2 separate regions of the Mus musculus genome follow, and region 2 is linked to region 1. Evidence: chromatin loops called from intact Hi-C (ENCODE). Cell type or tissue: left cerebral cortex. All regions are shown on one strand. Each heading gives the region's core, and the rest is flanking DNA. Links, peaks and the distances in the headings are about the cores only.

Region 1 (12,878 bases), core at 3,104-11,103:
CCTAAGATATTAGACTCAAATTATTAAGCTTGTTTAGTGGTACTGAAAAGTCCTTAGTGTAAATGAGTACCTGTTTAAATCTCAGTTTCAATAAAAAGCCTCTAAGAACATCTAATTAATGTAGCATTGTTGGGGCCGGCCTGCGGCTCTAATGTCCGGGTTCGAGCCTGGGAGGCAGCCTGGAGCTGAAAGAAAAGGAAACTAGGCAGAGAGAGAGAGATGGAACCAAGACAGTATTCTGATCAAGGCTCAAATTTTTTAATGGCAGACACGCTTTTTAAAGGAGAGGAGAAAGCCCATTCCAAATCATCCTTGGAGCCCAGCTGCAGGTGAGCACATGTAGGCTCCAGAACAGCTAGGCCGACTCCCAGCAGGTAGCAGCAGCGGCAGTGGCAGAACAATAGAGTGATCCAGGGAGGCAGGCTCCACCCTAAGTAATCTCCTCAGTGACAACAAAGTCAAGGTGGCTCAGCCTGCTTCAGGCTTGTGGGAGGCTGCATAGCATTATGAATCTTGAATCATGAATGTTCTGAATACTGTTTGATATTAACAGAAACGCTGTGTTCCTTTGCTTCTCAGGATAGAAAGACACATAGCATTTTCTGGTAGGTGATTATGATTTATGGGATGTATAATGTGTAGCCTTGTTGGAGATTAGGCTCTTTCTGGTGTATGATCCTGGGTTTGGCCTGAAGGTCATATTTTTAAAGTATCTATACAGCTGAGATAAATTTTTCACTTATTCTGATTGCTGCTGAGTGCTACCTTGAGGCTTCTAATTAGAGACAATACACTAGCTAATAGGTAAGGCTCAAATTCAGAGTCATACCTAGTCAGACTCTGTAAGCTCATACTGAAGTGACAGCAAGCCCACTTGTTTAGGTAAAATCAGTCCAGGTGGGAATGCCATACTCCCCTGAGCATGATGAGAAAAGCTACACATTTCTAGGAAAAAGGCTAGGATGGGGTCATCATTCAACCTCTCACGCAGGAAGAGAAAGGAATGGGATGTCTATTTTAGCTGTGGTGTGCTCTGGAAATAATACCCAGTCTTCAAAACGTGTTCATAGGGTTGGAGCATTGGCTCAGTAGTTAAGAGCATATGTACTGCACTTGTAGAGGACCCAGTTTTGTTTTCCAGCATCTATAACAGGTATCACAACTGCCTGTAATTCAATTCCACAGAAATGTAGTGCCTCTGGCCTCCTCGGGCATTGCAACACTCATGTGCACCTGTGCATACATACATTTAATTAAACATAGACTAGATTTTTAATGTACATGGGTCTGATGAGGATAGGGTAATGCATAGGTAAAGCCCTTAAATGCATCTCTAGAGCTAAGAAGGCAAGTGCTGTGCTGCAGTCAGATCTGAAGTATGTTTTTTAATGGGTTAATTGGGGAGTAATATGGAAATGCTTTAAAAAAAATGATTGTTTGAAGCCCGTCTTATGTTAGCTTTGGACGCTTGTGGGAAATAGTATAAAAGCTTAGGTTCTGGATAAAAGAACATCTGAGTGTAAGTTTGTTCTCAAGGACTGAACTAAGCTCACATTCCATTGGGGAAAAAGTAACTTATAACAGGTAGTTGTTTAATAGTGTATATGTCTCTTATGCTTCATAGATATACCTGTGTAATGCTGTAAAGTGATCTGGAGAGATGGGTATGATGACTCAAACCTGTAACCTAGTACTTTTCAGCTCTAACAGAATGGCTGCCACAAGTTCAAGGCCAGCCTAAACTACAAAGCAAAACCTTGTCTCAAAAACAAACAAACAAACAAGCAAACAAACAACAAGCCAGGCAGTGGTGGCATACACCTTTAATCCCAGCACTCGGGAGGCAGAGGCAGGTGGATTTCTGAGTTCGAGGCCAGCCTGGTCTACAGAGTGAGTTCCAGAACAGCCAGGGCTACACAGAGAAACCCTGTCTCAAAAAAACCAAAACCAAAACAAAACAAACACAAAACCAAAAACAAACAAACAACAAAAAAGATCCTTAATAGATACCAATGGCAAATTAGTAAAAATATGTCCTTGTACGGGATATAAGAATTATTTACATGGGCTTTTACTGAATATGACATATTGACTATAAACATTTGCACAAACATTTGAGCAAATCAAATCACAGAGAAGTTTACAGCATAATAATAAAGTCTGGCTTTCTTTCTTTGAATGTACCTGGTCTTCTCATTCTGAAATTACTGACTGCATTGAAAAGGCTGTGCACAGGAGCACACATGGAGAAAAGTGTAGAGCAGAGACTGAAGGGAAGGCCACCCAGAGACTGTCCCACTGGGGATTCGTCCCATATGCAGTTAACAATCCCAGACACCATTGTGGATGCCAAGAAGTGCATGCTGAAAGGAGCCTGATCTGGCTGTCTCCTGAGAGGCCCTTCCAGAGTCTTACAAATACAGAGGTGGATGCTCACAGCCAACCACTGGACTGAGCGTGGGGTCCCCAATAGAGGAATTAGAGAAAGAACTGAAGGAGTGGAAGGGGGTTTGCAACTCCATAGAAGAACAACAATATCAACCAACCAGTCCCCCAAGAGCTCCCAGGGACTAAGCCATCAACAAAGGAGTACACATGGCTCTATCTGCATATGTAAGCAGAGGATGGCCTCCCATCAATGAGAGGAGAGGTCCTTGCTCCCATGAAGGATCAATAGATGCCCCAGTGTAGGGGAACTGAGGGTGAGGAGGTAGGAGTGGGTGAGTGGGTGGAGGAACATCCTTTTAGAAGCAGGGGGAAGAAGGGGGGGATAGGGGGTTTCCGGGAGGGAGGGAAACTGGGAAAGGGGATAACATTTGAAATGTAAATAAAGACAATATCCAATTAAAAAAAAAAGGCTATATGAAAGGTTGGGGTTTGCTATATTTCCACTTCACAAAAATAACTGAAAGTTTGATATGTTGAAATAGAGAGAGAGAGATGAAAATTTGCTACCACTTCTGCTGTGTTCCCTCTACAATACTTCTCTACGTGAAGAATCATGTTCGAAATAAGTTTGTGGGCTCATTAGTCTTTTTTTTTCCTTAAAATTGATTTATGTATAAGTGCTCTATCTGCATGTACATCTGCATGCCAGAAGAGGGTATCGGATCCCAGTATAGATGGTTGTGAGCTACCATGAAGTTGCTGGAAATTGAACTCAGAACCTCTGGAACAGCAGACAGTTCTCTTAATGGCTGAGCCATCTCTCTAGTCCCTCATTTAGTTTTCTTAAATTTCTTGAGCCATCTGGGCTCTCTTAATTTTTGTTTCGAAATTTTTTGAATGAGATTGACCATATTAAAGGAGAAATGGCTTGTGATAGGAAGATTACAGGTACACAGCTACAGCACAGCAATGATGTGGGTTTCATCTATCAATTTTCATATAAGTAAAATATATCTTTAAATCTCACAATATTTATCTGACATCTTTTATTATAATAAATATGATCAAGTACTGCTAATTCACAATGATAAGCAAGCATTAAAAATAGCAGTTTGTGCCCTGTCTGGTCTCAGTTGATGTGTGGGAATGGGGTATGAGAAGTACTTCCCCTCCTCAAAAGAGAAGGGGAAAGTGGAATGAAGGGTGGGGTAGGACTTGTGTGAGGGGTACTGGGAGGAGAGAAAGGTCTGATAATGGGTTGTAAAGTGAATAAATAAATGAATTTTTAAAACTGGTGGTTTGAACAAATACTTTTGAATTAAAATTTGTTATCTTATTCTTTAAAGTATTTTTAAAAGTGCTGTTGTGTGGTGATTTGGATGTAAAACAGTACAGATTGACACACTCAGAAGGTCAAGTGTCTGACTTCTTTTGGCTCTCCTAATTTTCTTCCTATGTGATTTTCTTAATATTTTTGTATCTGGATTTTCTATTTATCTTACATATAAAAGTTTCTTGTCATCAATATGAACTAACCAGGACCCCAGAGCTCCTTGGAACTAAACCACCAATCAAAGAAAACACATGGTGGAACTTGTGGCTCTAGCTGTATATGTAGCAGAGGATGGCCTAGTTGGTCATCTATGGGAGGAGAGGCCCTAGGTCCTGTGAAGGTTCTATGCCCCAGTATAGGGGAATGCCAGGGCCAGGAATGGGAGTGGGAGGGTTGGGGAGCAGGGGGGAGGGGATAGGGGATTTTCGGAGGGGAAACTAGGAAAGGGGATAACATTTGAAATGTAAATAAAGAAAATATCTAATAACAATGAAAAAATTTTAAAAAGTACATGCAAGTCTAATTAATAGGCATTTGTAATGTTATCAGTGTAATGATGAAGAGAAATATCTGGCACATTCTGATATAATCACATAGCAAAGTGAAGCAGCTGAAAAATGGAAATAAAATGTAAAAAAAATTTAAAGTTTCTGAAGTGTTCCTGTTTTTCAGGGTGAATGTTACTGTCTCTTTCCCATCTGCCCTGGGTTCCAGCCTTGATGGCCTGTCTTGTCTCTGCAGTGTATACTCAGGACACCAGTCCATTCTGATCCCACCCTCTGAGCTGGAGACCAATCCTGCCTTGTGGCTTCTTGCTGTGAGTCAATACAAAGTCCGGGATACCTTCTGTTCCTATTCGGTGATGGAGCTTTGCACGAAAGGGCTGGGCTCACAAACTGAGTCCCTCAAGGTAAACAGCCTCTCTTATGGCCTCAATGCTCACCAGAACTCCAGGCCACTCTAGTCTTGAGAAAGGACACTCGCACACTTGATGAGGCAGCATATTCCTTCCAAAGAGCTGACGTGTGATCTGCTTGCAGATTGATTTAGAAGAAGTTAAGGTTTTAGGTTTTCCTCATGAATACTTACCCACTGTCAGATACTAGTAAGAATTGTGAAAGTACTTTGTCCTCAATTTCTCCAGTATTTGTCAAAAGATGTAAATTGTCTCTGTTCCTAGCTAGATTTGGTGTTCAAGTAGAAAATGTTTATGTGATCAGCTTTCATTGGCTGGAAGGCCCTTATTTGAAGGTCTGCACTGTAACAAAAATTTATTTTGCAACTAAGTGAACAGTATTTGGGTTTTTACTTTTTTTTTTCTTTTTTCTTTTTTTCTTTTTTTTCTTTTGGGGGAATTTAATAGACGTTTTCATGGTAAGTTGAATTGTTAGTTAATGATAAGAGGGAAAAAATAATGTCTCGATAGTGTTCTACCCTGCTATTCTCTGCTTGTATATGCAGTGTGTGTGTCTGCCTATAGCTGTACAGGTTACTTATGTTTCTGTGTGTACACATATAGTCAAGAAGAACCTAGCACATTTATTTCCTCTGAACTTTTTCCTATTCATCCTAGTGCAATAAAACAAGATATGTAACTATGATGTTAAGCTATATAAATTCAGTTTATGAAATTACATATTTATATGAGGAAGAATTACAAAGAGTATTTCTTAGATCGACCTATATTGTTTTACAAAATGGTCAGGTACTTTTTTACCAGCCTTTGTTGTTGGCATGTACATAATTATCAGAGCTATCACAATTGAGTTGACACTTGCCACAGCTCTGTGAATCAGGACACGCTACTGTCCCTTGTAAAGATGAGAAACTTAAAGTCAGAGGATTTAGCAACCTTTCTACCCACATTTCTGCATTTAAAGAATTATAGAGATAAATTTGTACTGCTAATTGGAGTTGCTATTGTAGCCCAGCCACTTCAACAGTCACAAGTAAAGTTACTAGTATCATCCAGAGTTTAGTTGTTCCTATTCAATGTGTGTCTGCAGTTATGGTAAAACATCAGATTTTCATATCAAAGTTATCTTGAAGTCTGAGAATGTAGCCCAGTGGTAAAGCACATGAGGGACTCTTTAGTTATCTGCTGTTCCAACAGCTTGAGGGGCCCAGTTTGGGCAGTCCCCTGTCAACAGCTCGCTTTATGCCAGCCAGCATTACTCATTGTGCGCCATCACCTTCTCTTGAGGCCACAGTGAGATCAGAAGTGACTGATCTCATCTCTCTCAGCCCAGCCTGAGTGTGGCAACTTTAACAATTCAGTATTTTCATTCATTTCATTGAATTCCTCCTCCTCCTCCTGTGTGTGTCATTGTACAGTTCAGCTGGTTATATTTGTGGCAGAACCTTAGAAATAATTATGGAAATGTGCTTGATAATGAAAGTTGGTCTGTGACTTTTCAAGTCTCATCAGGTATAAACAGAGAAATGTCATTAGAAAGTTGTCTAAGCATTTTAGTTCTGCCTTTCTGTTTAAACACATTTCCAATATATGCATTCTTTTTTCAAAGGTGTGTGTGCGCAAGTGCAGATGCACACTTGAACACACCGTGTTTGCTGATAACCTGTGGAGGCCAAAGAAAGTGTTGGTCCCTTGGAGCTAGAATTAATGGCAGCTGTGAGCCATGAGCTGTGGGTGATGGAACTGAACCTGCATCCTCTGAAGAATAGCACACACTTAAGCACTGACCCAGCTCTCTAGCCCCATCATGTGTCCATTCTTGTCAGGTCCTACCCCTCCAAAAATGCACACTAATGCTTGTTCTTCCCCCGTGAGTGTGCTTGCTCACCCTTTTCCTTGTCGTTCTTGCTATTGCTTCAAACATGTTTTCAATGATATCTTTACTAGTTGCAATGTTTATATGGTTTTGTCCTGTGTTTCTTCAGCTGACTGGCTTGGCTAGGGTTTTTTTATTTTGTTTTGTTTTGGTTTTGGTTTTGTTACACTAACCTCCGCAGATAGCTTACAGAAACACTTTGGGTACAGATGGCACTAGAAGTGAAGAGTATTCCTGTGGGATTCTGAGTGAAAGGTTGTGTAGGTTACACATGGCTACACATGTTGACGGCTTAGCTAGTGTCCCTTGTCCTTATTTCCAGGCACGAGGCTTGGACTTGTCCCGGGTAAGAACCTGTGTGGTTGTGGCAGAAGAGCGTCCCCGAATCGCCCTTACACAGTCTTTCTCAAAGCTCTTTAAGGACTTGGGTCTCCACCCACGAGCTGTTAGTACTTCATTTGGCTGCAGAGTGAACCTGGCAATTTGCTTACAGGTAAGTTTCACTGAAACCATGGAGTGCTGTATCAGAAGACTGAGTCTCAGTGCCGGGTGGCAGCGTAGACCTGCTCAGCGGATTTTCCTTGGCAGGTGCTTACTTACATTAGACAAATCTCTGGTCATCACACAGATGTGAGTGCTACACCGTTTCCTTCTCTGCTTTTACTTGGAGACTTCCTTTCTAGCCATTATACACATCACTTACTGCATCCTGGAATATTTTAACTTTGGCAAAAGAGAAGCTCTTGGCCAAACTGGGCTGTCAGACTTATTTCAAAATTAGATATGAGAAAACCACTTATTTCAATAGTTCTCAACCTTCCTAATGTTGTGACCTGTTAATACAGTTTCTCATGCTGTAGTGACCCCAACTATAAAATTATTTTGTGGCTACTTCATAACTGTAATTTGCTACTGTTATGAATCATAGTGTAATTATCTGATATGCAGGATATCTGATCGTCAACCCTGTGAATATGTCATTCAACACCTGAAGGGGTCATGATCCATAGGTTGAGACTCATATATATGATTCTCTGAAGGAAGCTTTGCAGTGACGTAGCAGGGTTAATATTGTTGGTTTCCTTTTCCTCACTAGTTTCCTTCACTATTTCCTTTCTTTTTTGATAAATTCAACCTGTGAAGGGTGAAGTGACAAGATTAAGATTGCCAAAAATAACAAATGAGCACTTCAAGTCTGTGCCCAGCACTTACTGGTCCTGGGTGAGATAAGAGGAGTTCCTTGAGCTGGCTCACAGCAAATGCTAGACTCAGTTGCAGGAAAGCAGATGGGTTCCGGGCCCCTACCTACACTGTCCCTGCCATTGATACTTGAAAGGGTAGCTGCTGCAGTCTGCTACTGGGTAACCCCCCTCCCCCAACACACACACACACACACACACACACACACACACACAGACGTTGAGGATATCAAAGCAGGAAGTAGCTACCAACAGCTTGTTAAACATTTCCACGTACATGTTCCCTGTTTTTGTCTTCTTTCCTTTACAATAGGCTGCATACTTTTTATAATGGGAAGTACTAAGTAAATTTCAAAGCCCAATTCAATCTTCTCCCATTGTTGGAAAGTCTTTTTACTTAGATGAACTGAATATGTCCTTTTTTAAAAATTTGTTCAAGTTTTCTAATTTTTTCTATACCAAAATGTGCTAACGTGAAGGGTGTGTGTATAGATACAATGGAGTGTGCTTTATCCATAAAGACAAATGAAATTACATCATTTGCAGGGGGATGCATGAAACTAGATTATCATGTTAAATTAAACAAGCCAGTTTCAAATTGAAGTATTTCCTCTCATGTAGAATCTAGGTTTGTTTTTTTCCCTACAAATAAAGGGGGGCATAAAAGCACAGTGGGATATAATTGGAGGGAAGAGTTGGCAGGAAGCTGAGGGGGTCAAGAGGAAGTGAAAGGGGTGTCTGTGCGTTGTGAAAAGGTCATGGAACTCATTATTTTATTCAGATATGCAGTAATGAAGTTATTCTCAAGAAGTACTTAGGCCATGTTTTTTAACCAGTTAGCTAATGTTTTCTAAGTAAAGAATACCATCTAATTTTATTTACAAACAAAATCATTTTTTTCCTATTGCCATGTATTAGTTACCATAAATGGTTGCCCTGCTTTCTACCAGAAACTTGAGGCACAAAAATCCATCTCTCACAGGGATGCACTGATCACACAATAAAATATTGCCACCTCCCGCTTGGAATGGCACATTATATGAACAGAGCAACCGTGAGAGAGAAAACATGTGGTTGGGGTCAGGTTCTTGATCACAATGATGTTTAAAAAATGTTTATAAAATGGCAGAGGGGAAGGGGGAGAGCGATTCCTCATTAGCATTAATTACTACAAAAGAAGGCAAAGTTCTGTAGTTTGTTAGTATATAAAATTGAAAATTTGCAGACAAGAGTGTGCAGTATGCAAACTTATTAACTTCTGAGTCTTTCATTTATACTCATCCCCCTAAATGAACAATATTTTATGATGGCTTACAAAGCATGAAAGTAGCATGTAGATCTTTGCCCTGAGAAGTCTGACAAATGAGCCCCCACAGGACAGATAAGCAATAAGAAATTGCTGGAAAGGGGAGGCTTCTCAGCAGAGCTGCCTGCAAGTTGTATGGAGTTCCTGGGAATGTTACATTGCTAAGTCATCACCCATGCTGGGGCGGCTTCTGGTGACGCTGCTGCCTAAGGCATCCATTCTATAAGTGACGCCTCCCCTGCACTCCTTTACGTATGCCAGATGAATTCTGTGATAAAGTAAGCGAATGTTGTAATCAGTTCATTAAACGTTTGTTGATGTCCTCTCTGGGATGAATAGACTTTTGTTCATGTTTCTCCAGGAGAAGTTAAGAACATAGAGTTAACATCTCAATTCCAAGGTTTAACTGTGTATATGTATATGCACACACCTAGTTAATGTTTTCTATCTACTTATTTAAAACAACTATTTACAATGAAATAATGTAAGTTCCAAGCAATAGGAGGAAATCCCTTACTCTTGTACAACTGGAACCTAGTGGTTATCTGGTAAATATGTTGTAACAATATTGAGCAAGTGAAATGTTATCTTCATCTTCATAATGGGGAGCAATAATGTATTTTATTTATTTTAATCTTATCAATATGGCTATTACATTGTATTTACTGTTAGCAATAGGAGTACTGGTCCTGTTTAGGGTTTATAACCTCTTGCCAAGGGTCTTTTGGGCCAGATGTGCTACAGGATTAACTTTTGTGGAGCTGGGGAGGTAGCGCCTGGAAAGAGTGGCATGCATAGCATGAACAAATCCCTGGGCTTTATGCCCTGCACTACATAAAGCAAACATGGTGGCTACCCTGTAACCCAGCTCTTGAGAAGAGTAGGTGTGGGATGGAGACCAAGGCCATCCTTGGCCAGTATTGTGTTGAGACCAGCTTGAAATGTAATTATATTTTCAAAAGATCCTTCTAATTTTGAAAAAGTTTTTTTTTTTAATTTTTTTGAAAAGTATCAACAAATGCTCCATTTCTGGCATCCCTGCCCAGCAGGCTATGGGGCAGCGACCCATAGCTCACCCACAGCAAAGCTTCTGTAGCTCAGAAGATGGTGGTTCTATACCCTTGCCTACCTCTACTCTAGAAACTAGCCCGTGACAAAGTTCTTACCCTCTATATATTTCTCGTTGTCAGTGTGATAAACAATCAAAGCATAGATCTACCTGGCCCTTCCCCTGAAAATGTGATTATCGTTTGTTGGTGAAGAGTGCCTTGGGCACAGACTTTAGGGTGGGTGATCAAAGAAGTGTTTGGGCAGGTGCTCGTTTGCAGCGTGTACCACATTCACAAGCACGATGGCCTTTTGGAAAAGTGATAGCCTTGGGAAAGGATGGTCACTGGAGACATTTGTGTCTGTTACTTTTTATGAAATTATGTGACAGCTGCTGAACAAACAGGGCCATGAACACATAGTCTGGAAGGCAGAAAACCTTATTGCTTCCTGTGGTATTTTCTCTAGAACATGACACAGTGTGAAATAAGGTGTGAGGAAGACCAGTGTGCAGGCGGAAACATAAAAATCTAAGATATTCTTCACATTTTCCTACCTTCTGCCCACATGGTTAAGGTGAAGAAGATGAGGCTTCTCTGAGGAGAACCAGCATCACTGGTGTTCACAAACATTGGTGTATCGGTGGGAATGTTAGCTGTCGATTGGTTGGCTATTTCTTACTAGTGGTCTTTTCCATATCTGATCACCATCCTTACATCCCTTCAGCACACTGAGTTTCTGGATAATCAGCTAGTTACAGTGAGGAGATCTAATCTCTCTGAGACAGTATTAAGCAGCTTAGAAAGGGAGCCTCATCCCTGTGTGTCTAGGCTTTAAATATCTATTCCTTAGGGACAGTGTTTTGTGAAATTAGTGGTGTCACTTTTAGAGGAGTTTGCTGGCCTTGTAGGCTTCTATGCACCTTATAGATGTGGAATTTATTTTTTAATTACAGACCAAAAGGCCTCAACAGTGCCTTAAATACTCAAAGATGAAATCATGCAGTTTTTTCTAGCGCTGAACAAACATAGGTAGATACCATTTAGAACATATCTGAGAGGGCTGGTGTGATAACTTAGTTTTAAAGGCCCTGAGTTCAAATCCTAAACCCACATTATAAAGGAGGCCAGGTCTGGTATACACACTTGAAATCCTAGCACCTAAGAGGAAAATCTTAGGGATTCAACCACCAGCCACCCTAGTGTGCTTGGCAAATTCCAAGCCAGTATCTGAGGAGCAATACTTGCTCTACAGGGGCACATCTATAGTTGTATACACACATATACAAATATATCAGATAACATGCCCTTTTACAGTTTAAAGGAGCCAGAGAAATATCTCAGTGTATAAAAGTGCTTACTATTGAGAATGATGGTCAGAGCAACCTAGAAACCTAGTGGTGGAAGGAGAGCGCTCCACAGGTTGTCCTCTGACCTCTACACATGTACCAAGGTACTGCATTCATCCCCCCCCCCCCCCACCAATCATAAATAAGTGAATGCCATTCTAAAAGTTAAGCTTTAGAAGAATAGACTTGGGGTTTGTTTTTATTTTGCAAACATCTTCATCTGTGCCCCCAGCTGTTTTCACTGCCCAACCTCACATCACTCTTCACCCTTGGTCAGTCTCATGTTGAACCACCTTCTCTTTGTGGAGTCATCATGCCTTTGCATGCTGACCTTCATCTGCAGTGTGATAGAGGCTATGCCCTAGTCCTGGTCCCTTCCAAGACCTTTCAGACTCCATAGGGGCAAGGACCTTCCTTCCTCTTCCTCTTCTTGCTCTACACTTCCTCTCATGTCTTCTGTAAGCAGCTGTGCTAGGAATAGCTTCACTAATGACCCTCTAGGGGCCAACACACCATCACATCTCCCGATTCTGTCACTTCTGAGTATGAACAGAAATGCTGAGAACTTGAGTCATCTAACCTTAGCCCTATGCATTTCAACAGAAGCTACAGCAATTAAATGAATACTTTCTTGATCAGAGTGTAGTGTCCCATATAAAAAGCGTATAGCACATAAGAATTTCCTCCAAAATGAACTCACAGTGTGAATCTGCAACAAGTGAATTGTACTTACAAGAGAAAAATGGCTATCCAAGCTTTGCTCTGTAAGAAAACACAGAGACAGAGTGAGGAGTATTTTTAACAAATTTATCAAACCCTTTGATTAGGGCAGCTTCTAGTTGGATCCTCCCGTACACATGAAGGATAAAGTTTAGTCATTGTTTTTTATGAAGAGAAAAAAAAAACATAGATTAAATGGACTTTACTAATTGACAGAGCTATGGAATAAAAGCCAAACAAAAAAACAAAAAACAAAAACAAAAATACCCTATAAGAATAATAAGCCACTGGTTACCTATAGGAATGACATTTCTCAGAATCTTGAGCTATTAAAATGACACAATTTTCATTTGTTGAATTTATGATAAAAATAGATATTGGAAATATCGAATTACTACTTTAGGGTTTAGTTAACTTAAGTGTTAGATTCTGTTGTTTGTTTGATTTGTTTGTTTGAGACAGGGTCTCACTATGTAGCTCTGGCTCCTGGAATTCATTCTGTAGACCAAACTGGCCTCTAACGCTCAGAGATCTGCTTACCTCTGCCTCCCAAATACTGGGATTAAATGCATGTACCACTGTGCCCAGCTTAACATCATTTTCTGCAATACCATTAAACAGTGTCATTGTTTATTATTAACCTGTCTTGGGAACACTTTCCCATCACTTTAACATTTAAAGCAAAGAAACTGTCTCTGCATTAGCTATGTGACACATAAAGTTGCATCCTCTTTTCATTAAAGGA
Region 2 (12,878 bases), core at 2,897-10,896, 460 kb before region 1:
AAGAAGAAAACAGCTGGCCTCTTGAACCCACACTAGCAGATACTGTCTATCTGGAAAGGCGAGCCTGAGGCCTCAGGCCCTTCACATCACATCTTTGCTGGAAGAGGGGCCAAATTATGGTCAGCACCCCTTACCCCCAAGGGTGCTCTCACAGAGGAGCTTTGATTTTTAATGAGAAGTCCTTTCCCCAAGGCTGAGCATTGCAGCACGAAACCTGTGTGGCAGAGCCAAGCTGTAGGTGCTTGCTGTCTGCTGGCTGGAAGTGTACAGCTCAGTGGCCACACGCAAGGGCAGGTGGGCAGATGCACGAGGTGGGACACTGATTACTGCTTAGCCAGTGACAGCCTGGCATCAGGAACTAAAGCCTTGCTCAGATGTGATTTTTATAAGCACTCGTTTTTCAGGAAGCAAAGGTGATATGCCAAATAGCTGTATAATGTCAAAACAGAGACTTCCTGAACACTTTGAGGTTTTCCACTCAGAAAAAAAAGGAAGTTATCAAAATAGGAAGCTGTTGAGGGTGCATGCAGACTCTTGCTATGTCACATCCAGCAAGTGTGGTATGTGGCTTTCATAATCTATTTACGTTTACTCATTCCTTTCAGTATCTCAAGGTATAGAATCAGAGATACCACAGTCACAAGGACCTTTTTAACCTGTAAAATTGTGTGATGATGCTTACTTACCATATGGAAATACGGACTAGGAATCTGGCCCCACCTCACCAGACAGGAATTTCAAGTGATTCCTCTCTCATAGTCAGTGTCATGATGTCTCTGTGAACCCCTCCTGTCATTGCATCACTGGTTGCCACTAGTGGGTGGCAAAAAAAAAAAGAAAAAAAAAAGAAAAGAAAAAAAGACAAAAAAAAAAAAGGAAAAAAAAGTCTTATATTGCTGTATTAGGGTTTCTGCAGTTGATATTGAAAAACTGGTCCAGTGTGTCACAGCAGGCGACTGATGGTGCATACCTGTCTCTGTGTCCCCTTCAGTGAGCTGTAGTTGTGGGTTTGTGTGCTTTGTAGCCTGTTATACGGAAAGCAACAGACAATCGAAGATTCCAGGAGTGCTAACTAACAGCTGCAAGTCACAGACGGGGAGTGTAACAAGTGGAAGCTTGCCTGAGGGCTTCTGTTTCTGTTCTACTTTTCATTAAGACTGGAGTCAAGCTTACATGTAAACTATTGGTGATTTAAGTTTCCTTTTGTGTCATTTTTGTGTAAAACTGTCTAATTTGAAAAAAATGTAGCTTATGAAAAATAAAGATTTAGGCACTGTTCAATTTTTCTTTTGATTCTTTTAAATTAAAATTTTCTTGAAGAATGCATTTTTTTAAAGATTTTTTTGTTTCCTTCACTGTACATGAAGAAGATAAACAGAAGCCCACAGCATACACTTAAGGTTTTAAAGTCACCCAGCCCTCCTGAGCAGACCACCCACAGCATAGGACTGATGAAGTGTGCAGGCTGTTGGCGTCCTCTGCCAGAGCAGCAAGTGCTCCTAACCGCTGAGCAGCTCTCTAGCCACCTCCGGCATTGCTTGTTGTTTGGATTCCCTAGTGTTGGTTTGGTTTGGTTTGGGACAGACAATTGGCCTGCTGTAACTCGTTGTATAGACCAGGTTGGCCTGGAACACAGATCTGCCTTCAGAGTGCTGAAAATAAGTGTGTACCACCACACACAGCTTCTGGTGTGTGCCAGTGGTGTTCTTTCCCCAGATTTGTGATTTTTGTGATGCCCCTTTCCCCCGCCTTATTACCTCACACTAACTACACACACACACCTGGGCCCATCTAGGATCTCATTTAGGTTTCTGGGACACAGTTCCTTTTAATTTACCCATCTTCTGTTATTTCCAAGAGTTTCTCTTGTGCTTCTCATCTCGGGCTCAGGTAGGTATGCCCCTGACATAAGGCAGGCTTGTGTCCGTGAGACCCACTGCCCTGCTTCCTCTTCTGTATGCTGTGTGCAGCATCATAGGGTGCTGAAATACTGAATCTATACACAGCACTGGCTTCAGAAGTTGAGAGAGAGTGTGTGCCTTGGTGTGCTTTGCCACTTGACAAAATGTAATGAAGTTCTAACCTCAACAGAGTTTAGTGATTTGTACTGATAATCACAGTCCCGTGGGTTGGCTAGGTCTGATAATCAGCTGGCTAGACCAGCCCAAGAACCAATATGAGCTCTCTATGGCCAGAGGAAAAAGACAAGGATTAAACCTTGTTTGGCACACAGAGAAGTTTGAAATTAACTAGCTCGTTCTTTGCCCTCTCCACATCTTAATGTTAAGATTCTCTTTTCCAAGTCACTCTAAAAAGCAGTTGATAAAGTTAACGCTGGAGAGCTGACTGGATACAAGCACTTCCTAGCCAGGTAAGCTGTTAGCCTACTTAAATGAAAGGCTGTGGGCTTTTTCCTGCCTTGGTGGGGGCCGTAGGAAGGAAACGGAAAAGAAAGGGTGGCTAGCAAGTTTCCACTGCTTCAGAGTCTGCGACCTCAGGAATGAATATGAGAGAGCATTTAGGTTGCTTGGCCAGATGAGCTGAGCCTTGTCTTCGTGGAGCTAGCAGGGTGGTCAGGGCCGAGGGTGTTGGGAGGCTGTATTCACAAGTGGGGTTCTGGGGGAGCCCTCTTGTCAGAGCTGAAAAACAGTGCACGCTCGGAATGGTGGTCTCAAGCACACGGTCATGGCTGGACAGTGTACTGAGCGAAGAAAGGATGGCTAACCAGGGCCAAAGGAGCAGAGCCTGCAACAGGGGCCCCCAGAGTCTCCGGGGCCAGGGTTCTGTTGAGTAGCTGAAAGCTATAGGCGGTGGAATCTGGTATACTGTGTTAATAGAGTAATCTGTTGAGTATAGGAAGGCTCCCTCAAATGGTACTGAGCGAAAAGGGGTCGGGGTTGGGTCATCTACGGCAGTTTCTTGTCCTCAGGCCACAGTGGTAATTCTTAAGTAGTGTCCTCAGAATGGCCCAAGGAAGAGTGCTGAAATCTGAGTTCTGGCTCCATTCCAGGCCCACTGAAAAGGCCTTAGAAATCTTGTAACCTGCTGTAGTTGGACCAGTATGGATGGTCTGAGGGATGAAAGTCTACAGTAGATGCCTGTGTTCTGTAGCACTCAGGGGCTTCTTCATTGTAGCTTGGTATTTGGTATTGGCCCATCTGCAGCGTGTCCTGACATAGACACGTTGGGTTTTCCACATCTTGTTCTAAGGACCAAGCTGTGAAGTTTCGAGAGCAGCAGCAGCAGCAGAGGGACCATGGCAGAAGTAAAGGTGGGAAAAGCAAGCTCAGCTTGTCCTCCGCTCCCCACATACCCTCTAATCATCCGCACTTGTTCCTTCCAAGCAGAATTTGTACTGTGTGGGATTGCCAATTGAGGCCTACATTTGTGGGGAGACCCAGTTCCCTAGAAATCACTGTCCCAAGGTGTGCATGGAAGGCACCTACTTAGTTCTCAAGCTGTCGTTCTTTAGGCCCACCCAGCCTAATAGTAACTGGAACACAAGAGATGTCTTCAGTGGAATGGAGTAGGCAGGCTTTTCCCCAGTGATAGAATTATAGAACAGTGAAGAACTTAGTACCCTCCTAAAAGCCTGCTGTGTGTCTGGTGCCCCAGGGCCCCTGGAGTCCACACCAAGACAAGTAGCAGAGCGGAACTTGCAAAGTTAAAGGGCATAGTCTTCTGACGTGACATGGGCGTGACATGGACGTGACATGGGCGTGAGACGTGACATGCGTTGTGTTGTGAGATACAGGCAAGACATGGCTTTGGCTGTGGAGTCTTCCGAGAAGAAGCTAAAAACCCCGTGGAAACCTCAAGTCTGACAGTCAAGTCAGTACAGTGGGCACGCTAATCTCTGGTTCCTCTGTGTTTGTTTCTTGTGCTCCTTTTACTAGTTGAAGATTTGGAGTTAGGGCTGAAGATCAGACATTCTAATGTACTATGCTGTAACTTCCTCTTAGTTGCATCCTAGGTCTGTGTGTGCTTGGTGCCCTTGGCGGTGTCCTCTTTGTACTGTGGATTATTTAGAAGTGTGCTGTTCCTGCCAGCTGGAGGTCTCCCTGTTTTCGTCCCATTTCAGATCTTGAAGAAATGATTCCATTGTGGCCACTGGGCTTTCAGTCCTCTTGCAAGCTGTGAGGGCTGTTAGGACCAGGTGTGGTTAACTTGGTAAATGCTCTGTTTGATGCATACATGTTCAGGTTTGCGGGATCTACTCTATTGTTAATGAATACCCCTCTTGCATCTTAGTCATTTTCTTTGCTCAGAACTTGGCTTTATTGATGCTAATAGACCATTTTCTGCTTTTTTTTCCTTTTTTCCGGTTTGTATGGTAGTTTTCCTTTGTCTTAATTTTCAGCCCACCTGTATCCTCATATGTAAGGTGAGTTTGCATTTTTTACATTTATTTATTTGGGAAGTGGGCACAGAAGTCAGGACAACTGTCAGGAGTCAGTTCTCCCTTTCAAACGCTTGAGTCTCTGGTATTGAACCCAGCGGTCAAGCTTGGTGGCAAGCTCGCTTACCTGCTGAGCTGTCTCAGCAGCCATGGTCTGTTTCTTACTCTTGCATTCTTGGACGTTACAATGTACTGCTCTTAAATCCATGACCAGGAATCATGATGAGAAAAGAGTGCAGCGATGCTCTATGCCCGTCAGATTACCTTCGCTAGGACAGGTTCTCCTGGATAGTCTCTAGTTCATGAGTTTAATCCCTGTAAACTTGCTGTATCGTTTTTGTTTTTTGTTTTTGTTTTTTTTTTTTTAAATAACATTTTAACAGTGCCTACTTCCTGGGCCTGTCCAGAAGTCATGGTAAACATTTGGCAACCCCCTTCCCCAACCAGCTCCTTAACTCACAACACCCACCAGCAGTACTCAAGTTCTTTGAGCAACTGTCTGGTCACGTTCTCACTGCATCCTCCCACCCCCACCCCACCCACACACACACTACTCTAGTGACCTTAAGGCGAGCCTACCTGACAGGGAAGTAAGATGTGTGGGAGCTTCTTGAAGGATCTGCCTCCCATCGTAACTCTCTGGAAATGGCCTTCTTTATTTTGGGGTCTCGGTTTAAGATAGGAGAATGGCAGAGACTTAAAAACAGCCATCTTGAGGACAGGGCATAGTAACAGAATTTGGAGAACCACAGAAAAGGACTGACAGCATAAAGCCCTTAGCCACACTAGTGTAGAAGCCATAACTGCCCTTAGGGTCTTCACAAGTGCATTTAACAGTCCGAGACTGTCCACAGCAAAGGGCTGAGTTCAGTTTACTTGTCTGTCTCAGGGCGTGGCACTCCCAAGGTCTTAATGGAATTTTTTCACCTGGCACCTGTTCAATGGAGACTGGACTGTGACCCACTGGCAGGTGTAGGCATCGTACCCAGGCCAAGCCATTGTAAAGAGGCTTCCTAGGAGAGATGAGTGGGTGGGTCCTGTGTTTCCAGGTTTTCCCATAGAACAGGTAGACACGGTAAGGACTGAGGATCCACATGGAAGCATCTTGGTGCCCCAAATCCTTGGACTTTGTCAGCTTAACATTCACCTTCCTCCAGGGTCTACTGCTGGCCTCTCTCTGACACCCCTAATCCCTACAGAACCCTCTGTGTTTGCACTCTTTCTAGGTAGTTTTCCCAGGTTCATACCTGTGATTATACTTAATCACGGGGCTTATAATCCCATGTCCATCAATGCCCCAACCTGAAAAACCTGGGTGGTCAGCAGTCCATTGTGTCTTCTCCCTGCAGACAGTAGAGGCCAGTGGTGTCCTCAGAGACCCTCCCCATGTCCCTGCCCTGCCACCTGCAGGTCAGCGTCTCAAAGATGCTGCAGCAGCATGAGTATACATTCCAAAACCTAGAGGGAGAATAGCTTGATGCATGGTTTTTAAACTAAGAACTGCCGCCCAAACTGCACATCTCATTGGTCAGAAAATGGACTCTTGGACCACTTAGGGCCACCCAGGGCTTTGATCACAATCAGGACCATTAAGAAAGAAGGACAACTGGGCTGGCTAGTCTCATGTCAACTTGACATACAAACTAAAGTTAACCGAAAGGAGGGTACCTCAATTGAGAAAATGCCTCCCTAAGATCTAGCTTTAAGGCATTTTTTAAAATTAGTGATCTGTTGGAGAGGGCCCAGCCATTGTGAGCGGTGCAATCGCTGGCCCGATGGTCCTGGGTTCTTTCCATAAGGAAGCAGGCTGAGTGATTCAGGGGAAGAAACCTAGTGAGCAGCACCCCTCCATGGCCTCTGCATCAGCTCTGCCCGCCCCGCCCCCCCCCCCCGGGGTTCTGATCTGATTTCCCTCGATGGTGGAACAGCAGTATGGAAGTGTAAGCCAAGTCAGTTCTTTCCTTCTCCAACTTGCCTTTTGTTGCAGCAATAAAAACCCTAATAGCCATCAGTATGCCCAGAACTGGTGTTGGAAGGTGCTCCAGGGTCGTGTCCCCCCCCCCCCCCCCGCGTCTTGCTGGTCCCCCAGCTGCCAGGTGCTCAGCTACTTACTGACAGGCCAACGTGATTTTAGCATAAACTTGATGCAATACATCTAAGGTATTACACTCCTCCACTCCTGCTCCGCCCCACACCCTCTCCCCACAAAAGCAGTATTTCCACCTGTATCCTTAACCATTCAGACATCTGAGGCATCCTGAGCCTGTTACTCCTTGGCCTTGGGCAAGCTCTGATTCTAGACCTCCAGAGACCACTCACCCACGTTCAGCACATCCATGCCTTACATGCCTTTAAAGGGTCTTCAGTTCCCTGCTCCTCCCAGCAGCCCAAGGATCCCCCCCCACCCCCCGCAGGCTGTGGCCTCCCCTTGCCTCAGCTCCTGGGGCACTCACAGAGTAACTGACTAGCAGAGATGGGAGCTGTCACCCACCCACCTCTGACTTCATCTCCAAACGCTTACCCCTTCTCCATCCACACTGCCGCGTCCCCTTCCACAAACATACCACATTGCCCCATAGCAAAGCCTCTGATCGTCCAACACCTTAGTTCAAATACCCCGCGACATGGCCGTGGTCCTCACAGAGGCTGGCAGCCTGCGCCCTGCCACACACCGTTTGGTTTATAGCTGCACTATCGTAACTTAAAACTCATCGCGTTGTTTACTTGTTTTTTATTAGAATCCCCAGAGTAATCAGCCATCTACTATCTTCTCCTAGTGTGTGAGGTATTCACGGTGTTGTGGTGAGAATATGAAATTCTCCTTTAGGGTCATTTCTTTGAACAGTACCCTGAGGGTGGTGGTTTTGGAGCCTTTAGGAGGCGGAGCTTCACTGGAGGAAGTAGGTTAAACTAGGAGCAGGCCTGGAGGTTTAAGCCTCCCTCCTTGTTCTCCGTCAGCTTCCTAACTGTTACCGGTATGACCGCTGCTTCCTGCTCCTGTGGCCGGGACTTCCCCGCCACCATGGACTGTATCGCCATTGAGCTTTAACTGGAGATCAACCCTCATGTTCCTAGCTTATGCTCTCGTTTCCAGGCAGCGTGGATTCCAGCCCAAGGAACAGTACTGCCCACATTTAGGACAATAACAATCGGTGCAGTCAATGCAGTCTAGAGACTTCCTTACAGACGCACCCAAAGCTCTCTCTCCTGGGTGGTTGTAGGTCCTGTCAAGTTGAAATAGAGATTTAATGGTATTCTTGACTAGACTAAGTAAACAAAATATTGTTTCCCATATATAGAGGATTGTCATGGTTAAGGAGCATGGGGTTCTAAAGTCCAGAGAGCCCCCTGATACCTGCAGTGTCTGCTCGTGCATCTGAGGTCAAGGAAAAAAATGGGTTAACGCCACCGAAAGCATCCACAAATTGTTTTTTAGAATCGGGGAAACCGGGTCTCACTCCTCTTAGACACACAAGGAGGTAGGTTCATCTCCAGTGGCAACCACAGAGTCCCTAAAGGGCCTGTGAGGGTAGGGACTCTTTCAGTGAAGCGCTCCCATGGGACAGAGGCCACCTTGATGACAAGGGATCGCCCAGCCAGAGTGGTCTGCAACACAGCCCCCAGCGTGGCATCTATGCTCACTGTCAGATGCACAGCAAAGCAAATGTCCTGCGTGTCAGATATGTGGTGATCACATGCTGCTCACACTGTTCCCTCGTGCTTTGGAAATTTCCGGAGTCAGCTCTGCCTCAGTGCCTCAGGACCTCTCCCTAACCTCAGGTCAGGACTCCAATAAACAGGCAGAGAGAGAGCAAAGGGCCCAGCCTCCCACTTCCTGCCTCCTTGACTATTTGCCCAGCCTAGGTCAGGTAGCCAAAGACCCATTTGTTGCTGTTTGTTAAGTTCAGCCAAAGCTTGTAATGAGGCTCAGTAGGGTTAAACTCTGTACTGTGATATAAACAGCACGAGCCCTGTGTACAAGTGTGCTCATCCCAGTAAAACATAGAAAATGCTGGTGAAATTAATGTCAAAAGACCTTATTTGATTTGGCAGGCTGAAATACAGCGATTCCAACATGCATTGGTATAAAACAGGTCCCGTTTTTTTTCTTAATGTTGCTGGGTTTTGTTTATTTAGTTGGTTGGTTGGGTGTTTTGTTTTTTGTTTTTGTTTGTTTTTTGTTTGTTTTAAGACAAAGTCTCATGTATCCCAGACTGGCTTCTAACTCACTATGTAATTAAACATGACCTTGAACTTCAAATCTCCCTGCTTCCAGATCCTGAGTACTGCAATTATAGACTTGGAAGCTGTGTGTGGTCCTGGGGACTCAACCCAGGGCTTCATGAATGCTAGGCGAGCATGTTATACCACTGAGTTATACCCCTCCTACAGCACCAGCCCAGAACAGTTTTTATTCTTTTAATTTTTTTCTAACACTGAAAACGTTTGAAATCTCTGGTGTATATAGAAACTTAAAGGACTTGATTTCTAAAGGTCCGCGTCCTGACGATGCAGTGTAGGACTCACCACCACACGGGGGTGCTCGATCCTCACCCTAAAGCACTCGAGGGAAGTCCCTTTGTTTGCAGCAAGAGAAGGTAGGAGGATCTCTTTTGTACTCTTGTTTAAAAGGCAAAGACACCGAGCTTGGTCTTGAGACAGCTTCATCCTTTTCCTCCTGGTGCTTGTAGAAGAAATTTGGCGAGAGTTCTTCAGAGACTGCCGGAGACCCTACTGCTCATGGATGTGAATATTTAGATAGATTAGATAGACAGACAGATAGATATAGACAGACAGACGGGTAGGTAGGTAGGTAGGATATATACACAAATATGTGATATATTTACATATATGTGATTTGTTCTTATTTTTAAGTTGAAAACATATCGTTTCATGCAATCTATTCAGACGACAGGTTTTCCCTCTGTCATTTTCTCCTCGGCTCTTCCCACCTTCGGGTGGCTTGGCCCTGGTCTTCTAAAGCCATTTCTCCTTTTTTTCAGGGCTACCCTGATGCCCAACTCATCTGCTCACACATCTTTCTTTCTCCCTTTAGAAAGCAAACAACAAACAAGCCTGATGGTGGTGGCCTTTAATCCCAGCACTCAGGAGGCAGAGGCAGGTGAATTTCTGAGTTCAAGGCCAGTCTTGTCCAGAACAGTCAGGACTACAAAGAGAAACCCCTGTCTTCATAAACAACAAACAAACAAACAAACAAAAGCCAAGAAACACAAACCCCATAAAAAAAACACAAAATTGGAAATCATAATAAACGAGCAAAAGACTAGTAAAAAAAAAGAAAGAGAGAAAGAGAAAGTGAGAGAGAGAAAGGAAGGAAGGAAGGAAAAGAAAGAAAGAAAGAAAGAAAGAAAGAGAAAAGAGAAAAGAGAAAAGAAAAGAAAAGAAAAAAGAAAAGAGAGAAAGAGGGGCTGGAGAGATGGCTCAGCAGTTAAGAGCACTGACTGCTCTTCCAGGGGTCCTGAGTTCAATTCACAGCAAACACATGGTGGCTCATAACTATCTGTAATGGGATCTGATGCCTTTTTCTGTTATGTCTGAAGACAGCGACACTGTACTCATATTCATAAAGTAAATAAATAAATCTTTAAAAAAGAGAGAGGAAGGAAGGAAGGAAGGAAGGAAGGAAGGAAGGAAGGAAGGAAGGAAGGAAAGAAGGAAAGAAGGAAAGAAGGAAGGAAGAAGAAATCCAAACAAAGAATATGGGGGCAGGGGGGACCAACCAACCAAAAACTCTACAAAGATACCATTGAGTTTGTTTTGTGTTGGCCTTGGCATGGGGTGTGTATGCCCAGTGAGATGCAGTTGGAGCAAACAAATCTTTCCTTTGCAAATTATTGTCAGTTTGAGATCGCTTCTTGGTTATGGGTGGGAGCACATGCCTGTTTTCCCCTCAGCCCTGGTGTCCTATCTAGCTGACGCAGTCTGTGAGTTCTTGTGTGCTTCAGTCCTGTTGTGTCTGGAACTGCCCCAGGCATGGGGTTCCATCCCATGGCATGAGCCTTCAGTACAGTCAGATACTGAGTGATCAGTTATTCTCACATATTTTTTTTTTCTACTATTACACATATCACAGGCAGGTCACTGCCTCAGATGACAGGGTTTGTAGCTGGGTTGGTGTTTAGCTCTCTTCTCTGGTAGTGTGCAGAGCACCTTCCAGTACTGTGAACACCAGTTAGTAGGGATGTAAACTCTAGTTGGGTGCCAGCTCGACTTCCCCATGGTCACTGAGAAATATATTGCAGTCTTCAGCAATAAGGCTTACTGTCACTTTGTAATTCTATATGGTATAGAAATGTATCATTCTTGCTGTGCCTATGTCGCGCCCGGCAAGGAAGCCACAACACGGTCAGATTCGTCTCAACAGCCTTTATTGCAGGATCGCCTCGATGCTGCTACGGGGACTCCGGGCACCCAGGGAGGTCTGCTTATATGCACCCGAGCACAGGGAAAGGCTTCATGTCCTCCTGGGATAGGTTGAACTGCTGTCACCTAATTAGCATGTACCCGCTCGGGAGGGGTTGGCGCCAGACTCGGGCTTACACCTGCACTGATGTTGTTTATGACAACGGCATACCGGAAACCGGTGCCATCTTAGAGTTGGCTTCCTACACCTATGGGTGGTTTGGCCCTGGTATTCTAAAGCCATTTCTCCTTTCTTTCAAGGCTACCTTGATGCCCAGCTCTGCTCAGATCCGAGTAGGACTCTACCCGCAACGGCCACTCCCCTCACTGGAGTAGCATTTATACAAGAGATGCCTGTACATTCGCTGACAAGAAACCCAGGACCTGTTGCTTTGAACTAAGTGTGGGATGGGTTGTTGAGTTGGGAAGGAGGGGACCTGACCTCAGCAGCTTCATGGCACGTTGTCAGGGCCCAGGGGCCACAGCTGTGCACCTGAGAACAAAGCCGGCAACTTCCTCCAAACAGGGTGAGTGCTCTGCAGGTCATAGCTGCACCCGGGCCTTTGGCCTTTTGCCCAGACCCGAATCACCTGGAGTTTCATCCGAAGGCCTCTGCTGAGCTGACTTTGAGAAGTAAAGACACTATTGTTCAATATGGCAAGGTGGTATCCCATCAAATCTGTTCTGATGCCTGCACCTATGATGAGCACACACACACACACACACACACACAGAGGCTAGCATATGCAGGGCTGGGCAGAGAGCTGTGTGTACCCTCAAGGCACCCATTTCCAGGGCCAGCAGCTTTTCCCAAATCCAGATCTGCCTGTGACTCAGTGTATCAATCTCCAGGGGACACTTTACACTATTGGGTGTTGGGCCCACTATCAAGGGGTTTTGACCCTATTGGTTCTGATGGGGCCACATTTACATGTCCCAGAAGTACAGCAGCAGAGGACATTCCTCACCTGCCTGTGTCTGACACCACCAGCAGCATTCCAGGGTCCAGGGTCCTCCAGGCTTCCTGAGGTAACTCAGTACGTCTCAAAGTAGAGCTGATGCATCATCCATCAGACACAGTAAGGCTGCCGACACAAGTCAGGCTGGGCTCGGCCAGATCAGGAACCCGAGAAGACCCGTCCACTGGGATATGTTCCGACCCCAGGAAAGACATTTCTCCATGGCTTTATGAGTCGGTGACTATCTCTGACAGAAAACATTTTTAATCCAGCAAGAACTGTGTCTCAAAGGCCCCCAGGATGCTGAATTCTGATGTCCGGTTATGTCACTGTGGTCAGGTGACTGCCCCAAGTGCAGCTCTTAACTCCCTAGCACTCACCCTGTTTAGCGGACGGACGCTGGCTTTGTTCTCAGGTGCACAGCTGCAGTCCTCGAGGCCGACACCCTGACATAAAGCCTCATAGCTTCAGAGGTCAGGTTCCCTCCTCCCCAGCTCACTGACCCCTGCTCTGAGGTCTCTGAGACTTCTTAGATCATCACTCCCTGGAAGTCACCTTTCTCGGTAGACTGGCTGCACCTTTAAAGGCGATTGGAAGCACAGCAGCCATAGCTCAGGCTGCAGACCTATGGCACTGAAGGTAAGAACAGCCACTCATGTGGACCCTGTGGCCTGAGAGCTTTTGACAGTTTTGTGCACTTCAAGACTCATGTCAGAGATCCTTGCTGCAGCACACACTTCCTGAGAGGGACCTGCATGGGATTTAAGGCACACATGTACATGCACACACACGATGTATGTATACATTGGTGTGCACATGTTCATATGCAGTGATTGGCCTTCTCCTGGCCACTGGCTACAACCCTGTTCCAGTGGCTTCTGAGCTGGGTCCCTTTGAGTGTCCCGTGTCTTCTCTGTTAGACACACACTCGGAGGCCTAGATGCAGCTCTGCTGAGAGCAGCTGAGCCTTGGGGCTCAGAAAGAAAGACTCTAGAAAGAATCTCAGGGTGTGGCACGTTATCTGTTCTAGTTAGGTGTTTCTAGTTGGGCAAAACACCCTCTGTAAGTGGAGGGAGACTCCACAAACTTGGTGGCTT

What was found. Hi-C counts contacts between places; a loop is a spot of excess contacts. Peaks named below come from ENCODE experiments on the same cell type or tissue, not always from the same donor. Only the 100,000 strongest peaks of a DNase experiment are listed, where the experiment ranks them.
Region 2: it touches region 1 in a loop (4-fold over the local background); 31 of 42 quality-filtered maps call a loop at or near these places.

What each region holds. Positions count from the first base shown.
Region 1 is chr13:9,630,260-9,643,137 of GRCm38, forward strand. Dip2c (disco interacting protein 2 homolog C) reads left to right here. Exons shown (of 37, transcript NM_001081426.2): 30 at 4,463-4,631; 31 at 6,836-7,006. Among named protein-coding and RNA genes, the nearest start is that of Gm36423, 38 kb to the right of the region's middle. In left cerebral cortex, for the core only: a CTCF peak has its summit at 6,446; DNase peaks (open chromatin) are centred at 6,431, 9,201 and 10,514.
Region 2 is chr13:9,173,126-9,186,003 of GRCm38, forward strand. It overlaps Larp4b (La ribonucleoprotein domain family, member 4B), which reads left to right. Exons shown (of 18, transcript NM_172585.3): 18 at 1-1,326. Among named protein-coding and RNA genes, the nearest start is that of Larp4b, 86 kb to the left of the region's middle. In left cerebral cortex, for the core only: a CTCF peak has its summit at 8,933; DNase peaks (open chromatin) are centred at 7,403 and 8,939.